Regions from separate parts of the Mus musculus genome. Here region 2 is linked to region 1. A link is a loop called in an ENCODE intact Hi-C map of the cell type or tissue named here. Cell type or tissue: left cerebral cortex. All regions are shown on one strand. Links, peaks and the distances in the headings refer to the core of each region. The heading gives the core; the rest is flanking DNA.

What was found. A loop is a pair of places that touch in the nucleus more often than their neighbours do. Peaks named below come from ENCODE experiments on the same cell type or tissue, not always from the same donor. Only the 100,000 strongest peaks of a DNase experiment are listed, where the experiment ranks them.
Region 2: a loop joins it to region 1, with 3 times the contacts of the local background. A loop is called at or near these places in 2 of 42 quality-filtered maps.

The regions. Positions count from the first base shown.
Region 1 is chr6:36,807,498-36,817,999 of GRCm38, forward strand. It overlaps Ptn (pleiotrophin), which reads right to left and starts at 2,682. Exons shown (of 5, transcript NM_008973.3): 1 at 2,397-2,682. In left cerebral cortex, for the core only: CTCF peaks have their summits at 1,838, 2,582 and 5,468; DNase peaks (open chromatin) are centred at 1,983, 2,623, 3,121 and 8,696; H3K4me3 peaks cover 1,258 bases; H3K27ac peaks cover 2,613 bases.
Region 2 is chr6:36,599,970-36,610,471 of GRCm38, forward strand. No RefSeq gene overlaps it. Among named protein-coding and RNA genes, the nearest start is that of Mir490, 180 kb to the left of the region's middle. In left cerebral cortex, for the core only: no CTCF peak of the experiment used is centred there; DNase peaks (open chromatin) are centred at 5,038, 5,995, 8,585 and 8,822; H3K27ac peaks cover 912 bases.

The DNA.
Region 1 (10,502 bases), core at 1,736-9,735:
TAAATAAGAAACATGAAAACCAACTGGAGGTGGTGACACAGACCTTTATTCCTGGCACAGGAGACGCAGAGGCAGGCAGATCTCTGTGAGTTGGAGACCAGCCTGGTCTACATCGTGAGTTCCAGTACAGCCAAGACTACATAGAGAAACTCTGTCTTGAACAATAATAATAAAATAAAAAAAGAAAGAAAGAAAGAAAGAGAGAGAGAGAGAGAGAGAGAGAGAAAGGAAGGAAGGAAGGAAGGAAGGAAGGAAGGAAGGAAGGAAGGAAGGAAGGAAAAGGAAGGAAGGAAACAATGAAAGATACAAAGAAAGAAAAAAAACCATAAAACTTTCACTAAACAGGTAAGATCAGGTCCCCAGTGTCCTAGAAAGGGGTTCTGAAATACAGACAATTAAATATTATATAATACATATAATACAATATGCAGTCAAATATATTCTATTCTCATCCCCTATGGGATATAATTTAGGGATCAGATGACTAAAACATCATGTTAACAGTAGGTCTGTCTCGCCCACAGCTCTACCCCTGAGAATATAAGTGTTTGTGCCTCAGACAAACACTTGAATCCACACTCTAAAGGGGCTACAGTTTACACACAGCTGGTGTGGGGTGTGGGAAAAGCATTGCACATACAAGCAGTCCACTCAGTGAGGAAGACCTGGGTCTATGAGCAGCAGGAGAAAGATTACCTTCTTCAAAAGACTTTAATTCTGATGAGAGAATTTTTAAAAGTTCCTTACAGTTCAAAAGCATGGTATTGGGGTTTTAAAATAAAATGATTTCATTTTGATAAGAAACAACCACTATTGGTGGTCTGAAATTACACAGGGCCCAAAGAGGAGTGGGAGGGCACCTGAGTTTCCCTTGAATTTAACTGGACTATAAGTGTTTCTAATGACTTGGCCTTGAAGGCACATAATTTACTTTAAAAGGGACATAATGAGTCTGGCAAACACCAGCCTTCTGTGCTGTGTTGGCTGACTTCTCTTTTGTTTCGCTCTCATTACCTTTTAATATTCTCACAGAACAATTCATTCCCAGATGATCAAAGGGCCCAAATGGGCTGGACCGTTTCATCAGCTCCACGTTTGCCTGGGATCGTGAAATTGCTCCATTATGTTGTTAGTTCAAAAGCTTTTCTTTGGTAGTTCCTGAAGTGCCTCCCAGGCCCTTCCTTCCAACACACACACACCACACACACACACACACACACACACACACACACACACACACACACACACACTTTTTAAACTATGCCTGGTAGTTTCAAGAGGAAAGATGCTGACCCACTAGAACTCTGTTACTTTGTTCTCCCCTGAAGTGTGCATTCCTTCTGTGAGGCACCCACTCTACTTCTGAAGTCTCGCTCTGCTCCTACAGCTCCAAAGTCCTTATTACTAAGGAGACAAGAACTAGTTAGCAATCTGTATGTGAGTTACATGTGTGCTCTTGTATTTATATGCCACATCAGATCCCATAGAAGTGTGTGTGTGTGTGTGTGTGTGTGCGTGTGTGTGTGCATGTGTGTGTGCGCATGCACACACACATATTTTAGAAGAGAGGAAAGGTTATGTTTTATGCACAAAAGAAGTGACTTTTCTTCTCAAAATATATTATGGAAACAACTGGAATATCACCTCAGAAATTCCGGGTGTCTGCCAAACTCGTCTTTACCACAACCCTGGCTTATTTGGATACAACTGAAAACGTAAGTGCTTCTATGCCAGTTGGCATCCCAACCAAGCAAAGGTAGACTCCAAAGTGTGCCTTTGAAACTTTGGACTGAACTGTTTCTAGAAGCGTTTCTGGGCTCGTGGGCAGGCTAGGGAGTGCAGGCTGCTCTGGCGGAGATGTTTCTCCATCAGCAGACACAGGAGGGGCAGGCTGCCAGGCATGTACCACACCTAGAGCGGGCAGCAATTGGCAGTTGGCAAGCTCTAGGGCAACCTGAGAAGTGGAGGTAGGAAATGAGACCTGTCTACTGATACACCCTTTCTTCTCTCTCATGCCTACTGGGCCAGACACACCCACCAAAGCTCCAGGTTTTACAAAGAGCACAAATGTGCCCTCTCCCGCGCTTTGCATGCTCTGGCAGGTAGCAGGAATTCGGTCCCCATGCACTCTCCACAGCCCAAAAGCTGCTTTCCTTCTTCCCATCCAAGCACATGCTAGGTTACTTAGCTCATTCCCCCCAAAATTTCCTTTCGGCTGTTTTGCCTTCTGGAGCAAGTCCGTTTTTAAAAGCAGTCCTATTTAGCGGACTCCAGGCAGCCTCTCTCCTGCTCCAACCCCCTCCACGTACTGCAGGCTACCAGAAAAGTGGCTTTGGGGGGTAGGCACACTGCACCAGAGACCCTTTGGAGAAAACCACAGGGTATCTTGCACTTACTTTGGCTTGCAGAGGTCCTCGCTGACTAGCTGGCTGCCTTTGTTGCAAAGTGCGGGCGAGGTTTCTGCAGACTCCAGGTATCGCTGGCTGATGCTCCTGCCTGGGCGGCTGCGCTCTGCTCTCCCCCCTTCTGGATGGATGACTCAGTGCTTTCTTTCTTCCCCTCTCTCCACTTTGGGTTTTCTTGTGCTCTGGGGCTTCCTTGGCGGGATATTTGGACGGGTAGGCGGGGAACCTGATCCTGCCTTCACTCAACTACACCCTGCCGGGGAGGGAAATAGAGAATGGGAGGGACGAGAGAGGGCAGAGAGAAGAAGCAGGCTGTGCGAGGGAGGAGGGGAGTGCTTTGCCCCCGAAATCTGATTGGGAAGCTTATGAAAAGCAGGCTACTCTGGGGGCAGTCTTTCCCCAAACGGATCTGTGTAGAAAGACCATGGGTTATAAGACCGTTTGTTCTTAGCACCCACCCAGCACCATATTTTTTGTACAAACTCCCAAGAACCATGTTTTTCTCCCCCTCCCATGGGTCCATAGCTCGGCTTATCAAGCTGGATATCTTAATTGGAAAATTGACAGCATTTTAAACTACAGTTTTGGTACAGCTTTAAACACACACACACACACACACACACACACACACACACACACACACACACACACACACACGATATTCTATTCGAGATTGGGGGAGCCATGTGCAAAGGCAGCTGTCCCTTGCTCTCCGCCCCTAAAGGCCTCCCTGCAGGGAGTCCCTGCTAACTTCAGCTGACAGTTGCAGCTCACCTCCAGTCACAAAGCTGCAAAGCAGTTTTTTCTGGGTTGTCACTAGGAGTGACAGATCTCTGAAATTTCCCAATTAAATGTCACTTTCCTTTAGGGAATTTTTCCATTCTTGGCTTCTTCGATGCCTTCGGGTCACATATTTTGTGGCATGCTCTTGGCAAAGAACACAGGGGGGTAATCAGTGTGGCTCAAGCTCTGGGGTTTGTAAGAATTAGAGTGGGCTTCCTGGCTTCCTGAGACCTTCCTCTCCTTTAACCAAGGAGAGCAAAGTGACAGTTTTGAGTCACACATAGAAACTGACCAGAAAAGATGGAGTAAAACCCCAATTTGCCCAAACACGGTCAAATTATAAAACTGGCTCCAATTTCTCACCAAAGATACATCTCTTCAACTCAACTTACAGATCCTATGGATTCCGTAGGGTGTTTTAAGCCCTCACATCTTAAGACCACTCCTTTCCTAAAATTACAGCCATTGGTTATGGCAAGTGGTTTTAAGGACTAGGAGTCTTCTATTGGCTGTTACCTGTACCAATGTCCAAGAGTAATCGAGGGACAAAGGTGACCCTGCAGGAGTAGAGCTTTTAGTCCACTAATCTTCGTTTCTGCCCCTCCCCCCACCCCGCCCTCCAACGAAAAAATGGACAGAAATTCACATTTACACCTGATCTGTATTCTTTACAGTCTCTTCTGCTAAACCACCTTTCCACACACAAATTGCACATGCCTTCCTCAAGACCAACTCCCAGGCTATGCACATCCCTGTTTGAAAGTTCATCTTTGCCATGAAACAGTCCATGTGAGTGTTCATCTGGTGTCACCTGTGTACATCATGAACTACTCATAAGCTTTCTTTACTGTGAGAAAAGTTCACCATTTCCTACAGTTCCACAGTGAGCTAAGAAGATGACAGAAAGACTTTCCTTTTTGCCCCTTAATTTTATCTTCATCTTTAGCATATTCCTACTGTCAGTTCAGTAGACCATGCCAGATTAATTATGGTGCTTGTTTCTGGTGTTGGTAAAGCAAGCATGAGAGTCTCATGATGTCAGTTCTATCTCATTTGCTGCTTCAACATATAACATTTTGATTAAAAAGGTATATGTAAAAATTAATTACATCTGTGGTTCTCAAGTGAGAGCAGTTTTATCCTCTAGGAGACAGTTGGTAATGTCTGGAGTCGTTTTCAGTTATCACCACTTGAGGGAAGATAGGACATATCCCGTCAGTCCTCTGGTGAATAGAATGCTACTTAAACATCCTATAGACACCTCTCTATGGCTCAGTGAATACAGTGCTTTCTATGTAAGTATAGGGCTGGAGTTTGAATCCCTAGGACTCACAAAACAACTTAGGCATGCTTGGTGGTCTATTTGTAAGCCTGTAATCCCAGCACTTGGGAAGCAGGATCAGGGGCTTCTTGGAAAACATTGATTAGCTAGTTTACCCAAATCAGTAAGCTCAAGTGATATCGTCTTCTAACCTCATGCACACATATACATACACACATGCATGGGTGTGGGTATGCACACATGTGAGCCTGCCTTAACATATGGACAATACTCACTCACACACAAATTAGTTCTCCCAAAATCTAAATAGGGTCAAGACTGAGAAGCACTGGTGACATTATTTTCCATGGTATTTTGAAAACATGGAAAACACAAAAAGAGTATTTCTTTTCATAAGTACAAATCTATAACAAGTCAATACGTTGCACTTTAAGTCAACAGAGTATTTTCGCTAACGCTTAAATAAAACACTATTAGCGCCTCCTGAGATGCCCTACTTCAAGTTCACAAGTCATAGGAATATTGATTCCAGATTTCTATTTATTTCTCTCACTTGTCTATTGTTGGTAAGCACTTAAGTATTTGACTGGATAGAACCCTGAAGAAAAATGTTAAAATATTGATGTGCAGAAAACGTATGTATGTTCTCCATTAACAAATTAAAATCAGGGACAAAATAATGTGGTTAGCGGCTTGAAAACATATGCTGTTGGGAGACATAAATTTCAGAGATTAAATTTTGAGTGGTGACCTAAAAATATGGAGGAAAGTGGTCATGTAAAAACCAAGAAGAGCTTCCAAGCAAAAAGGGTGCCAACTAGCCCAGCTGGAGAGTTAGCAGAAGGCTCAGCTCATGGGAGGCTACTTCCACTGTAAGCAACTGAACTTTACTCCAAATGGCACAGGTGCCACTGAGAAACGACAAACTCTGACTGGTTTCACAGGGTCCCTCAGCTGGGGTGCAGACTCAGCACAGGAGAGCAAGAATATACCCAGAGTCCCCAGTAGGAGGTTCTGTGATTCTTCCATGACTAAATTTCTCCTCCTGCCCTCCTGCTGGGAGAAACTAACTCCAAAAGCTCTTGCTCTTCAAAGCTCCCAACATTACTGGCTTCTCTGCCTTGCTCAGCCTCTGCAGGTGAAATGAATGACCCCTGGTACACACATTACCAGGCTAACATGCAATTAATGGGAGGTGATTTGAAACCAGGGAAACTGTTATGGCTTACAGTTGTTTGGAAAACGAGGCCACCAATCCCTCAGTGACAGATACCAGGAGGCAGCAGATTTCCTGGACATTCCGCTTGACCGAGGTGTTTGGATTCTCAGTTACCACTCTCCGCTTAACCCATCTCCCTGGAATGCAAAGGAAATTCATCAAGCTACCACAACTCGAAGGCAGTCCCAGGAACATGTCTAACGAAATATATTGTGTGGTTAGTTGCTTTTTGAATCCTGCCTCTTCTCTTTGCCAGCATTGTCTATCAGGCTAAGTGACCAAATAAGCAGATTGTATTCCTTAGACTTTCACCCTGTGAAAAATATCTGGAATTAACTACTTAAGAAAAATTTAGCCTATATGTTTCACATATTAAAATCATACCAGTCAGTCGCTGATTAATCTAAGTAGCTTGAGATAGCGCCCCCCAAGCCTTTTGGTCCTTCCTTACAGAAAACTGTAGACAATAGCTTCCAGACTGTCAAAGCAACACAGAAGAACAAGTGTCATCAGGGGTATCACTCAAACAGACAGAAAACATCAGGTCCAAAATACCCAGTGTGTGTGTGTGTGTGTGTGTGTGTGTGTGTGTGTGTGTGTGAATGTGCGTGTGTGTTGTCCTTATTGTGTGTTCTTGTCAGTGTGGACATATGAACACGTAATGTACAGCTATGCTTTCCTGTGAAGGTCCATGGACACTGCTGGGGCTTTGTCCTTGACTATGTTCCACCTTTAGTTTTAGAAACAAGTTCTCTCTCAACAAACCTGAAGCTTATCAGTTCACCCAGGCTCTCTGGCCAATGAGCTTCACAGATTCACCTTTCTCAGCTTACCCCATGCTGGGCTTACAGGACTGCACCACCACCACCCCAGCCTCAGTGTGGGCTCTAGGGGTTCAAGCTTGTGTCCTTGTGCTCTTGAGAAAGGCACTTTTCCAGCTGAGTCATCTCTCCAAGCCCCAGATCCCACATCATAAAACAACAAAATCCACAGAAGAACAATCCCATGAACATGGCTGTGACAGCTAAAGTCCATATCATCGTGTCAATGTAGGCAATTTATAAACCGTATAAAACTGTATAGCAAAGTTTGATTTCATGTCAAATTCAAATGCTTATCTCATCAGCATGGCCAAGTACCTGGCAAGAGCAACTTAAGTGAGAAGTTTATTTGGCCTATGGTTGGGAGATTTTAGTCCATCATGGTGGTGAAGGAAGGACCAAACAGCTCAGTGTGTGTCACCAGGAATGTGAGGCCACTGTCACTACATTTTATGGTCTGCAGAAAGCAGAAAACATTCTGGGTGCACCACTTTGTACTTTCGCACTTCATTCAAGGCCTGAGCGTTATAGTCAGAAAGGCCCCAGAAGTCTCCAAAACAACTAATGCTACTGCCATCGCCTTTGGTTACCTGTCATGACTACACAGCAAAATCCAAGTTACAGGGGAAAACACAGATCAGTGGTGTTACATAGTGCAGGATTATGTGTATGCTATATAATGGCTCACCACCATTTGTAACTCCAATGTCAGAGCATCAGATGCCTTCTTACATCTGTAGGTGTCACCAGTGCATCTGGTACATGGACATACATACAGGCAAAACACCCTTACATATTAAATACAAATAAATAAATCTTTTTTAAAAGTAACCAAGAAAAACAACAAAGTAATTCTGGAAGTATAAATAAATGTTCCCAGAATATATGTGTGACAAAATTATAACCTGGGATTTTCTTAAATATCTCATAAAACTCTCAATATCTCATAATCAGAAGTCAGTTGCCGGGCGTGGTGGCGCATGCCTTTAATCCCAGCACTCGGGACGTAGAGGCAGGAGGATTTCTGAGTTCGAGGCCAGCCTGTTCTACAGAGTGAGTTCCAGGACAGCCAGGGCTATACAGAGAAACCTTGTCTTGAAAAACCAAAAGAAGAAGAAGAAGGGGAGAGAAGGAGGAAGGGGGAGAGGAGGAGGGGGAGGAGGGGGAGGAAGAAGAGGAGGAAGAAGAGGAAGGAGGAGACAATCAATGCTCTGAAAACTGGGCAAATGATTTGGACAACCTTAAGGGAGAATAGATAAATGCCCATAAGTACCTGAAAAATATCTAATTATATTTGATCCATCTCAGAAATGCAAACTAAAACTCTAATGAGCTTTTAACTGCACTTACCAGCAAAGAACTACCATTTAAAGACTGCCAACCCTAAAAAAACAACACAACCACTCTGAGAGACAGTATGGCAGCTTCTTATAAATTAAGTATGAATCTAGCATATAGTCAGGCTTTAACATTAGACTTTTCATTGTTAGGTAGCCGCTCAAGAGAAAAATATGTCATACAGAAAGATTTGTGCATAAATGTCCATAGCATCTTTATTCATCATAGCTCAAAACAAGAGGCAGATGATGTATCATTAAAATGTCGTACAGCTATTGAATATTATTCCACAATAAACAACAGCTAGCAATGCAACAAAGTGAATTAATTTTAAAAGCATAATGAATGAGAAGAATTTCAACACTTAGCACATGCACTGTGACTCTAATATCTGATATTCTACAAAAAGAAATTTCAATCTATGTGGCTAAAAGAGACATCAGTGTTTGCTTGGCCTTGACAGTTGGAAGTCAGGAGAAACAATCAGAATAGCAAAGAGTCTGTCAATGTGGTGGCTATGTAGGACATTTTTCAAAATGTCATCAAGCTGTAAAGTTAAAATAGGTTCATTTGATTGTACATAGTTAACTACAATAGAGAGTTGTGGGTTTGTTTGTTTGTTTGTTTTAATTATCACATTAAATTCTGGGCCAAACACTGCATTAAGTAGAGACTGTGTGTAAAGAAAAATATATATACATTATGAAGTAACATGTCCTTTAAGATTCAAATGAATCTATTTTAACTTCACAGCTTAATGACTTTTGAAAAATGTCCTATGCAGCCACCTCTTCAACGGACCAGTTGCTAATTCTGAATCATTTCTCAGTTCCAGCTGGCAGGCCTAAGCCAACACTCATGTCACATTGCATGTGCTAAGTGTTGGTGTTTTTTCATTCATTCTGTTTTTGAAGTTGATTCATTTTAAGGACATACATTCCCTTTCAACAACTGCAGCAACAAAACCGTGTTCTAGGATGTTGACAAGTAGCAGCTTCACTTGAACTATTCACTTTTATTTACTTATTTCAAAAACTAGATTTTAGTGTCTAACATTGAGAGCTAGTGAATTGACAGTCAACAAGGAAGAATGTAACTGTAGTTTAGTTCTCTGTTACTGTGATAAAATGATGACCAAAGCCAGCTTGGAAGAGGAAAGGATTTGTTTCAGTGAGTATATCATAGCTCTTCCCTTAGGAAAACCATACAGGAACTCAAGGCAGGAACCTGGAGGCAGGAACCGAAGCAGAGGAATGCTTGGCCATGGACCAGAGGCCATGGAGGAATGGTATCAAAGACTGTAGTGGGCTCAACCCTCCCTTATCAATTATTAATTGATAAAGTGCTCTACAGAATTGCCATTGGCCAGTCTGATGGGGGCAGTTTCTCAATTGAAATGTCCTCTTCCAAAATTATTCAGTCAAGCTGACAAATCAAAACAAAAACAAAACAAAAAGTCTCTAAGCAGCACAGTTATCAAGGGTGTCCGTTATGTCCCACGACTGACTCACCCAGAGTGACAGGCCCTGCCTGCCAAAAGATGACACATTACTAACACATGATTTTGACTTTAAATCAAAAGACTGCTCCATCAGTTAAAAGGAAAAGCCACCAAACCTTAGGATAAACATAAGGAGACAGGATAGCCTCAAGCAGAGGGGTTGGGAGTATCATGAAGTCTATTTTGCGGTGGGTATTGAAACTGCCTTTGCTATTGATAACACAAAGACATGGGAACACTCCAAGCTCCAGATTGACTTAATGCAAATCATATGTAGAGAGGCAAATTTGGCATATGTAGAAAACATGGAGACAGCAGCCTAAAAGGATAAAAATGCAAAAAGTGGTTGGTATATCGTCAGGCTTCCATTTGTGAATCTGAACTTCCATAGCATCAGGATATAATGTACTTGGAAAACAGCATCTAAAATCTGGTCCTTCCTAATACACATATGTCTTTATAGAGCCTAGTGTGCTGTTTCTATCAAAGCCAGTGACACTTCTCTGTGGCCTCTGAACACTGCCTCCTGCCCGATTCCTCCTTCACCACGGCATGCTTCTACCATGACCCCGCCCATAGAGCAGCCTGAGCATCAATATCACTTCTCAAGATCACTACTTACTGAGTCAAACAAATGGTTGTCAGTTGGAAGGAATGCAGACACAGGAAGAGGGTCAAAAATGAGCAGCCAAGTCTCCTTGCTCTGCTGTGGAACATGTTCTGACTTTAGGTAAAAGAGCAATGGCTCTGGACCTTCATTTTTTTCTCTGACAGGTGAGACTAGCAGCTTTTAACTTTCCATTAAGTGTTGGGATTTGATATTTCATAACTGTGGGGAATTAGACATCCCTAAAGAAGATGTGTCCACAAAAGTACCTCTTACTTTGACTTCCAATCCTTACAGTCTTCTCCTATCAGTGTTTCTCAACTGGTGGGTTATGACCCCTTTGGGGGATTCAAACAACTCTTTCACATGGCTCGCCTAAGAACATCAGAAGTGTCAGATGTTTACATTATGATTCATAACTGGCAGATTGAAGTAACAAGGAAAATAATTGTTATGATTGGGGGTCCCCACAACATAAGGAGCTGTATTTAAGGGATTTAGCATTAGGAAGGTGGGGACTAACTGCTGTGTTAGATGATCAAGCGT
Region 2 (10,502 bases), core at 1,719-9,718, 210 kb before region 1:
TTAAACAAGACCCTGAACTTCTTTTAAAAGAAAGTTAGTAAAAGGTTCAAATACAAAGTTACTACTTCTTTATACTTATACTTTATACTTATTTTTTAGACTACTGATAAAATTAGTTATGTTTGATGATTTTAGGATCACTTCTTTGAATTGATTAATACTTTAAGTCAAACAGAAAAGATATAAAATGGGTCCATGACAGACGAGAACACAGGACACAACTGACAAGAAAAACTGTTCTTTCCAAATGTCAGAACTATTTCTGAATTGCTTCAAGCTAAATTTTACTCAAAGAGTAAATTTATTTCAACTTTGCAGGGTATTCTTGGCTAAAGATAATTATTCATTCTAATGGAAATTTACCACCTTCGGCAGGCATGGATCAGAAATCTTGGTGGGAAAAGTCAGCATCTCGACAAGACAGCAGGTATGTGGTTGTTTCCTGAGGGATGTAACATGGGAAATCTGTCTCCATGTGCCCATCAAAGATGCTGAGTGTGGGCCAAGACAGTGCAAAACTGTAAGCACAGGAAAAGGGCTTTGGAGTGCAGGTGTTGCCTCTCCTTCATGCATAGAAATTATTCAAGGATATTTTATTTTCTGAAGGACAGTGAGACTTCTCTGGGGTTCTGGTGAAGTCTGCCTGGAAAAGACTCTCCTCCCATGTGAGAATATGAGAAACCTCAACAAAACCCCACAATATGTCTTCTTTCTATTGAGAGAGAGAAATACCCACCCCCACTTGATGCCAGAGATAAGTTCCTCTCATCTTTATCCCTGAGTGGCAGAGAGTTCTGTCACATTGGCCAATGATTTAATTTTACATTATAAATCCAAAGGAAAGTGTTTTGACTTGTAGAGATGGGTTAGTTAGTCAGTCAAGTACTGGAAAAGCTTGATGAACTCAGGTCAGATCCCTTAACACTAGTGTAGAAGCTCAGCAAAGTGGCACAAGTTTGTAACCCCAGTGCCTGGGGACAGCCATAGATGGTGTGCCAGTCTGAATGAAAATGGCCCCTGTAGACTCATAGAGAATAAAGCAGTATTGTTGGAAGTGTGGCTTTGTTGGAGTAGGTGTGTCATTATTGGACAAAGTGTGTCGCTGGGGGTGGGCTTTAAGGTTTCAGAAGCTCAAGCCAGGCCTGGTGGCTCACTGTCTCTTCCTGCTGTTACCTCTCCAGCAACAGGTCTGATTGCATGCCGCCATGCTTCCTGCCATGACAATAAGAAACCAAACCTCTGAAACTGTAAGCCAGCCCACTTAAATGTTTTTCTTCATAAGAGTTGCTATAGTCATGGTGTATCTTTACAATAGAAAGCCCAACTAAGACAGAAGTGGTATTTGGAGCTCAAGGGAGAGCTAGCCAAGTTGAAATGATGAGCTCTAAAATCACAGAGAGACCATGTCACGCACACATAGGAATTGGTGAAGAGTAACTGAGTAAGATCTACAGATGTAGTCTGCACACCATACACACACACACACACACACACACACACACACACACACACTAACACTAAAATAAAATAATAATAATAATTAAAATACTTTTTTTTAATGTAGTGTTTTGAGACCCTTCTTCCACCATCTCCATATTTTCTTAGGAAATGTCTCTTGAATGATCCATAACCTCTGCCTGAATTTTAACCAATCACATCAAAAGACTGGTTTTCTTGGTTTCCTCTCCAAAAGTCCCCTATACACTCCCCCCGCCCTGCTCCCCAACCCACCCACTCCTGCTTCCTGGCCCTGGCATTCCCTGTACTGGAGCATATGATCTTCACAAGACCAAGGGCCTCTCTTCCCATTGATGGCCGACTAGGCCATCCTATGCTACATATGCAGCTAGAGACATGAGCTCTGGGGGTATTGGTTAGTTCATATTGTTGTTCCTCCTATAGCATTTGAAATGTAAATGAAGAAATGTCTAATAAAAATGATATATATGCAAACTCAAAAAAAAAAGAAAGGATATGGAGTTGAGAGGGTGGGGAGGTAGGAAGGATCTGGGAGGAGTTGGAGGAGGGGAAATTATGATCAGAACATATTGTAGGAAAACTGTATTTTCAATAAATATGTATACTTATTGTTGATATTTTAAAACATTAAAGTCTTCATATTTCCTTTTGAATTTTAAAAAGAAGATAAAAGAAAATGGTGACAATGAGTTTAAGAAAAAAAAACAAATGAAACACTGAACATTCAAATGTAATTTTTACAAAATGCTTCCTCATTGGTTATGAGATTCTTTTAAAAATATCAATTTATTGCCAGGAAAAAAAAAGACTGGTTTTCATCTTTCAAGTCATTTTTGCTTGATTCTGTTCATCCAACTTGCCTAAACACCAGACCTAAGCATCCACTTACAAGTAGCTTAGCTGTCTAAAATCTACAGTGCTCTCATTGGATTTTGCTAAGTATAGTTATCCTTTTCAAAGAATGTGCCCTCATTTTAAAATTTTCTTTATCCAGTTTTGTTCCCTGCTTTATTGTATTCTACATCAATTTAGCATTATCTAAGCCTAATCAATCAAATAATTTGCATCGTTTTCATTTCTCAATAAACAATTTAAAAAATCAGTCATTGATATAAGCCAGATTCCAGTATATTAATAAGCATAGCGTCGAATTTATATTCATTCTCTTTCCATCGCTACTTTTGGTCTTATGCTCCATCGTTCTCATGTTCAAATAATAAAATTAATCATTATTGCTCTTATTAAAGTATGTACTTTCATGTAAGAGGATTTAAAATAGAAAATAAAGCTACTTCTGACAGCAAAGACAGTTTGGGAGTAGATATATCAGTATTAATATTTGTATTAATTAGATCAGACCATAAATCATATCTCTATATGAATGCTCACAATAAATATCTATCCAATTACGTATGTGGTTAAAGTTACCCATGAAGCAGTGAGGGTCATGGTGATGGTGAAAACTGGGAAGGAAATGAGGAGCGTTCTTTGTAAATGTTCTTTTTCCCATTGTTGTTACTGTTCCTTATCTGACCTTATACCTACATGTCTAGTTCTAGCAGCTAAAATTCCAAGCAGCAGATGAGAATCATACTTTCTTCAACCTACTCCAGATAGAGAGACCAGCAGACCCATTTTGAGGGTCTAAGAAAAGAGGATAAAAGTATATTCAGAAAAACATTATTGCCGGCAGTGGTGGCATACGCCTTTAATTCCAGCACTTGGGAGGCAGAGGCAGGTGGCTTTCTGAGTTCGAGGCCAGCCTGGTCTACAGAATGAGTTCTAGGACAGCCAGGGCTACACAGAGAAACCCTGTCTCAAAAAAAAAAAAAGAAAGAAAGAAAGAAAGAAAGAAAGAAAGAAAGAAAGAAAGAAAGAAAGAAAGAAAGAAAAGAAAAGAAAAGAAAAGAAAAGAAAAGAAAAGAAAAGAAAAGAAAAGAAAAGAAAAGAAAAGAAAAGAAAAAAATATTATTTTAGGAATGATTGTATTAGTTAATAGCTGTATTGTAATGCTGAACAGAAACAAATGAAAGGAGACCACAGCTATTTGGCTCACAGTTTTAAAGGGTTTATTCCATGATCCCAAATTCCTATGAACTTCAGTAGAACATTATAATACAAGGAGGAAAAGGAGAGTCTCAATTTATATTTATCATGAAACAGAGGGAAGAGATTACTGTAAGGGATGAAGGAAAGATATAGAGCCTCCACTAACCCACTTTCTTCAACTAAGTGCCACTTTTCAAGTGTTTTCAGACAAATTAAAACAGTGCTATTAGCTTGGATCAAGAGCTCAACATATGAGCTCATAGGATACATTTCATATTCAAACCATAACAGGCTCCTAGAGCCAAAACCTTTTCCCTAGATTCTCAGGAGGTAGCAAAGGAAACTACCAAAAGCCTGCGATGTAGAGTAGAAAGGACTTTTTTCACAGAGTGACCCTCAACAGTGTGATACTGATGGTGCAAGTGAGAGTCCCGCTGTTCTTAGGAGCCAGTCGGCGTGATAAACCAGATCTGTCAGAAACAATGACATTGAAGCAGTAATAAAGAACATCCTACCTCAAAAGAACTCAGTCATCCCACATGGACTCATGGCAGAATTTCATGAAGAGTTAAAACTATTGACTCCCAAATTATTCTATAAAATACAAAACGAAGGAATGCTTCCAAATAATTTTTTATGCAGCCAACATTACACTAATATCTAAACTAGGAAAAAAAAAAACTTCAACAAAAAATAAAGTGATAGGCCAATCCCCACGATAAACAGAGATGCAAAATTACTCAATAAAGTACATGTAAATACATCAAGATCACCCACCACAATTAGGTTACCATCATCCCAGAGATGCAGAACCTTGCTGTCTCTATAGATGCCTGAAAGTCCCTGAGTAGACCAGGCTACTTTCGAAGCATCAATCTTCTACTTATGTCTTCTAAGTGCTAGGACCAAAGGCATGAAGCATTTCTAGTTACATATACTTCTGTTTATCATTGCTATCAATTTTACTATGTGATTCTCCCATTAAGTAATAGGCAATAATTAACTATAATGGAATAAAAATAGTCAATTTTTTAAATAGTTGAGAGGGTTCTGTGAATATGATTCTCATAAGTAATGCTTCTGGAGCTGGTGGACTGCAGTTCAATCTTGGGTCAGACTAAGAGAAATGTTGCTTAAACTCAGTACAGGAAAGGATTGTTTCGCTACTGCATGAACTAACCAGTTGCCATCTGTAAACTGAATTCTAGGCAAATCAGGAACAACTTGTTTCTGGGAGGACAATAACTAGGCAGCAGAAGCTCCCAGAAGACATTCGGCATAGGGAGTAGACAGCACATGAGTCTGACGTTGGGTCACAGTAGGAATCTTGGGAAGTCTCTTCTGCTTGTTTTCAGAACTATGTAGTGGAAAAGGACGTATCTGTCCTTTGATGCTCCAAAGAGCAAGGACACAAAAAAAGAGCTTCATAGCAATATATGTAGGGTAAAGCACACCTCCTCACTCACAGTAGTGGTGGTGGTAGTGGGTATGTGCGAAGTTTCCCAGACTGGGTTTCCCAGCAGAGGCTCCATGGCCATCTGTTAGAGATATTGCCAAGAAAATTTCTACACCAGGTGGGAGAACCCAGGAATGGATCCCAGATTCCTTTCCAGAGGCAAACACTGTGTTTCTAATTGGGCCAAAGATGCATGGCTTCACTTCACCTGCTTCCAAAAGCCTGGATATAGCACTTTTGGGAGAAAAAAAATGAACTTTGTTCCATACCAAAAAAAATAATAATAAGAGAAAATGAAGGAGAGAGAAGAGAAGAGAAGAGAAGAGAAGAGAGGAGAGGAGAGGAGAGGAGAGGAGAGGAGAGGAGAGGAGAGGAGAGGAGAGGAGAGGGGAGGGGAGGGGAGGGTATAGGGAGGGGGAGGAACTGACTATAAGAAGAACAAGAGAAAGCAGAACAGGAAGATCAAAAGTAAAACCATTCTCTAGGTAATTGCTTAACTGATGGAATGTTCCTGGACTTCTCATACTTGAGATTTTGCTTTGTTTTCTCTTATTTCCTTTTTCTTTGTCTTTTTTCTATCGGAAGACATTGATCTTGAAATTCTCAGGCTTCCATAATTACAGACACAGGGGAAATCCCATGTAGATACATCACTTAACAAAACCATTATTTCTCTCTGTGTGAGGATTTTGGACAGGATTAATAGAAGAGTATGTTGACACACCTTGACTTTTTGCAGTTTAGTGGTTACCTGTATGTTAGTGTGTACCTTCTATTCTGGGCTTGTCTATGCCACTCCCAAAGGCTCGAATCTGGGTTTTCATGGTGCGACATATTGAGTTAAATACATTTCCAACCAGCTTTATAAACATATGTTTTCTCTTTTTAGTATGTAAAATTCTACAGATTTCCACACACATTTGATTCTGCCTAAATTGGGAGGAATTTTTCCTTCCTTTTGGCAAATTTCCTCAGTCACTGGGATTTGTACAGAAGTAATGCCAGACTTACTCAGTGTGGCAAACTTGTGTTTGTGCAACAAGCTTATCATCCACAATGAACACATGGCTTTTAGGCACAGAAATTAATCAGTGCTGGAGAGACGTCCTGGCATAGGCTCCAGGATGCCTGCTTGCATAAGCCTGCATTTGGGATCGATTATACAAAGCAGGAGCCAGAGCTACAGAACACAGAATCCCAAACACAGTTATCTCTTAGCCTCAAGCTTTTCATAAAGTGCCTAACCACTTGCAGGAAAATAGAAATATGAGTAGTTAAAATTTGGTTAGTAATGAAACTTCTTCATGGTCGTTATATAAGAATCAAAGGCAATATTATATGTGAAAATAAATAATATATACCCTTCCTTATTAAAAAATAAAAACCAACTTGAAGTGGTTTCTAGTGGAATCTAAATATAAGAGGGCAACTATAAATTCAAAGTAATAGAGTCCAAATAGTATGGATACCTAATGTGAATACTGTGATGTTTGTTGCTGGATTTTAATAAAATTATATACAATAATTATTTCAGTTGATTCATGAAAAATCACCAAATCAGTCCAAAAAATACATTATGTTTGTTTAAACTGCTCAAGAGTCACAATTAGCCCTTAGATGAGGGTGGTAGAGGCTCTTTTTCTGTGGATATCTCAAAATAGAGCAACTCCCTGTCATGTTGAATCGGAGAGCCTTCTCAATAACTTACTTTACAGTCTGACCATGTCACATTGGAGAGATGTAGTCTAAATAAATCCAAAACAATCATCAGGGAATCTCGTTGGCTGGACTTGAACACACTGAAATGTGCCAGGATAAATGAATTGGCTGTTGCCTACCAGTGAAGCACTTTGCAAATTGCAAAGCATTTTGTAAATAGAAGTGACAGTAAATTTTATCACTACCATGCCTTTTGAAGCCAGGTGGATATAAAGGAGGCTTAATAGAATCATAACTTCAAATAATAAATAATAATAATAAATAATAATAAATAACAAGCCTAAAGAAAATCTTATTTACCTTTTGTTTTTCTTTTGTTGGGAAACAAACATGTCCCCAAACATATATGTCTCTATGTCCACATCTAAACTAGGAGAAGAAGCATTAGCTTAGAAACAGCTTCTATAATAAGTTTGCCTATTACTGACAGCAGTCTATCACAATAACAAGAGACCACTGATTTATGCAGCAGAACCCAAATAGAAAAGAATGCAAATTGTTGAGCAAATTATCTATATAGTTTATTGTGACTATTTGTGGTCCTTTAGAAAGCACTAGCCATTAAAATCAAATCAATATCTCATTGCAAGAGCCCAGAAACCAGACCTCAGCCAATGCAGTACTTTTTTTTTTTTTTTTTTTTTTTTTTTTACAAAATCTTTCAAGGCTTTCCTTGAATTGAGTTTAACTCAAGATGTAGTTATTTAACTGGGGCATCTTCCTTCTGTGAAGATATCCATTTTATTACCATGTTTACTAAAAGCAGAGGAAAGGGTTTTGCTTTGGGGATTCTGTTTTCTTTTTAATTTAAAATGACTCCCTCAAAAATTAATAAAATGATCTTCATTGCTGCTGAGTAAGAGTAGAAAAAAAAATGTTTGCTCGTTAAACATTTTCTCTGGCTCTGCAATGGACCAGACCAAAAAAAATATCTCTGTCTTCAAGGAAAATAACAATGGGTCCAACAGAAAAACCATTCACTCCTATTCACTCAGCAAAGCACCACTCAAGTTGTTCCTTTGCACCAAGAGACTGTCACACAGGTAAACCCACAAAGCATCCCTCGTCATGTCTATCCATTAGATGAAAAAGGTGAATACAGTGACATTAGTAAACATCTGAAAGTCAGAGAGCTGGCTGCACTGCTAATGATAAGGGATCCTGACTCCTGAGCCCAAGCTTTAAATAATATCAAACTAGATGCTTAGAGCATCCTTGTAGAAGCTCATCAGTAGACAAAAGGTAGGATGTGAAAAAGTGTGTGAGTGTGTGTGTGTGTGAGTGTGTGTGTGTGTGTGTGTGTGTGTGTGTGAGAGAGAGAGAGAGAGAGAGAGAGAGAGAGAGAGAGAGCACATGAAAAGACTTTATGGAGATGATTTAAGCTGAGTCCCCATAGATCACGTGAGACTTGGTCTGCTGGAGGAACAGGGAGAATAAAATGGAGAAAATATTCCAGAGGAACAGACAGTGTATGTCTTCCTCATCTTTGGGCTAGACGTAAATTCGAAGTAAGATATAGAATTAAAAGATGATCGTGAGGAAAAGATCCCACTGTGCATTAAAAACCATGCACCACCAACAGGAATATTGGACACAAAACAAATTCCGTTCATGAGGACAAACAAGCCAGCGTTGGATTACACTGAGGGCTGGAGGTGTAAATCACAGTGAACTGTTGTTCTCTCCTATGATGCGGAATAGATGTCTCTGGATTCTCTGCAGAGTTTAAAGTGCCTTCAAGGACTTTCTCACCTCCACCAGCTTATCCTCCAGCTTTATTTAGTCATCTTATCCAGTGACACTTGAAATATTGTCCTAATTAAAGCACTGACACTTTAGGGGTACTGTGAAAATTCTCCTGGAAGCATGCCCTCTTGTCTTTCTCATCATGAAACCAGGAAAAGGGTTTAGAGACTCATCATGTTTTGAATCTTTTTCAAGCCTCTGGTAATTCACAGCGTCATCTTTCCCGTGGATGATTGTCAGATCCGAGGTGAGGGATCACAGCACAAGACACAAAGGTCAACTTTTGTGGCATTTTTATGCTTTTCAAAATTTCCATAAGAAGATAAACGCTGAAGGATCAGTGGTCTAAACAGCTTGGACACCCACTGCTGCCTCACAGGCGTGTGAAATGCCTCCGTCTGACTCATGATTAGAGATGTAAAATTGTCATCTTGCTCAGGATTAGAGCTTGACATTAAAAGTATTTATAACGCTTGTGAACAGAAACTGTGGGCTTGGCAAAGCTTCGCTGGAAAAACAGAATTCTTGAGAAGAAATTCCTGCAGGTTAAAAAGGGTTCTGGGCAAAATATCTAAATATGGAGGGAATAGTCTAACTACTGTGACATCTTCTAATTATTTACACATATTTTTAAGAGTGCCTTATCTATTTACAAAGGAAAATCATTCTATGTTTCTTCTCTTCCTGTCCTGCAGCATTGTAAAACTATTCCTACTTTTTCTCTAGCTGGTAATCCGGTTGTTATATTGATATATACTGTGAATTTTCTTAAGTGGTTTAGAGATATTTATGAAATGCTTATAGACAGGCTGCTAAGTTATGTATCTAACCCTGAGAGAAATATGGTTTCTGTAAAATTATAAATAATGATAACTCTGGAATCAAGCAAATACTGCTATAACCCCCCCCCCAAAAAAATATGCAGGTAATGCCGTGTTCTTATTTCATGACTGTGGGGAACCTGGGCGTGAAATAAGTTGCCCAGAAGCAGAGGGAAAACTTAGTCTCTGAATTGCTGCGTGGCTCTCATTTTCCACATGTGCAACAGATGAGATGCAGCACAACCTAGCAATTAATATAGGAATTTCCAGGATTTTTTTAATAAATAAAACATAGAGAAAGAGAATCCCCATCAAACCCTGGTGATTTTACAGATACGTTTGTATTCGTTGTGTTTCAGACGTAGGCTTTTACTTAAAGAAAGCTCAAATACTTTTAGAAAGAAACCCAGTTAAATTTCCCAAGTCATGAGCTGGGCAAGATATGTTTGCTGATGTGACCGCTGAATCAGTTTTCACAAAGGTTTTTCAACTCAGTATTTGTTGACTGATAATGGCAGCTGGTTTATTTTTCTCTTCCAGCAAAGGGATTTCATATGACCACATGAGGTCATTTCAAGAAAACAGCTCCTGCTTCTTAGCACTTCATTAAATAAAAACATGACTACTCATTTAGGAAAGATGAATTCAGAATCTTTAACTTGGACGAATTTAATTTCATAGAAGACTAATCAAATGTCCCTGCGTTTATTCCTCATTTTTGTTAAAAACCCTTCCAATGCACTCCATTGTTTAGGAGGCCAGCACTTGTATTCACTACACAGATCATCCCAAAAGAACCCAGTTATTGTCTGGGGCTTGTGTTATGTGGTGCAGGAAGAGGCAGAGTTTGGTTATGAGAGGGGTTACGTGAATCTTTTTCTCACTATGCATATCCTTCTCATGCTATGTCTTAACATAAATCACATTTATGCTCAATTGTGCATAGACATAAGATGGTCAATAAGGTATTTTCTCTAAAAGTTTTATTTGGGAAACAGCTTTACCTTATTGAATATGCACCTCCTAAACTAGTCCAAATCAGATGAGACTTCATCCTTTCAGACATAGAAAAATCAGGAATATGTTAAAATTAAAATGCCCTAGTTTTCTGGTAATTAAGGGAAGAGAAATTTATTTCTCTGTTCAGAGTAAGGCAAATTTTCAGCTTATCATAGGTAGAATTTCTAGGTTATTAGCAGATTTCTAACTGAATGGTTCATGTTATGATGTCA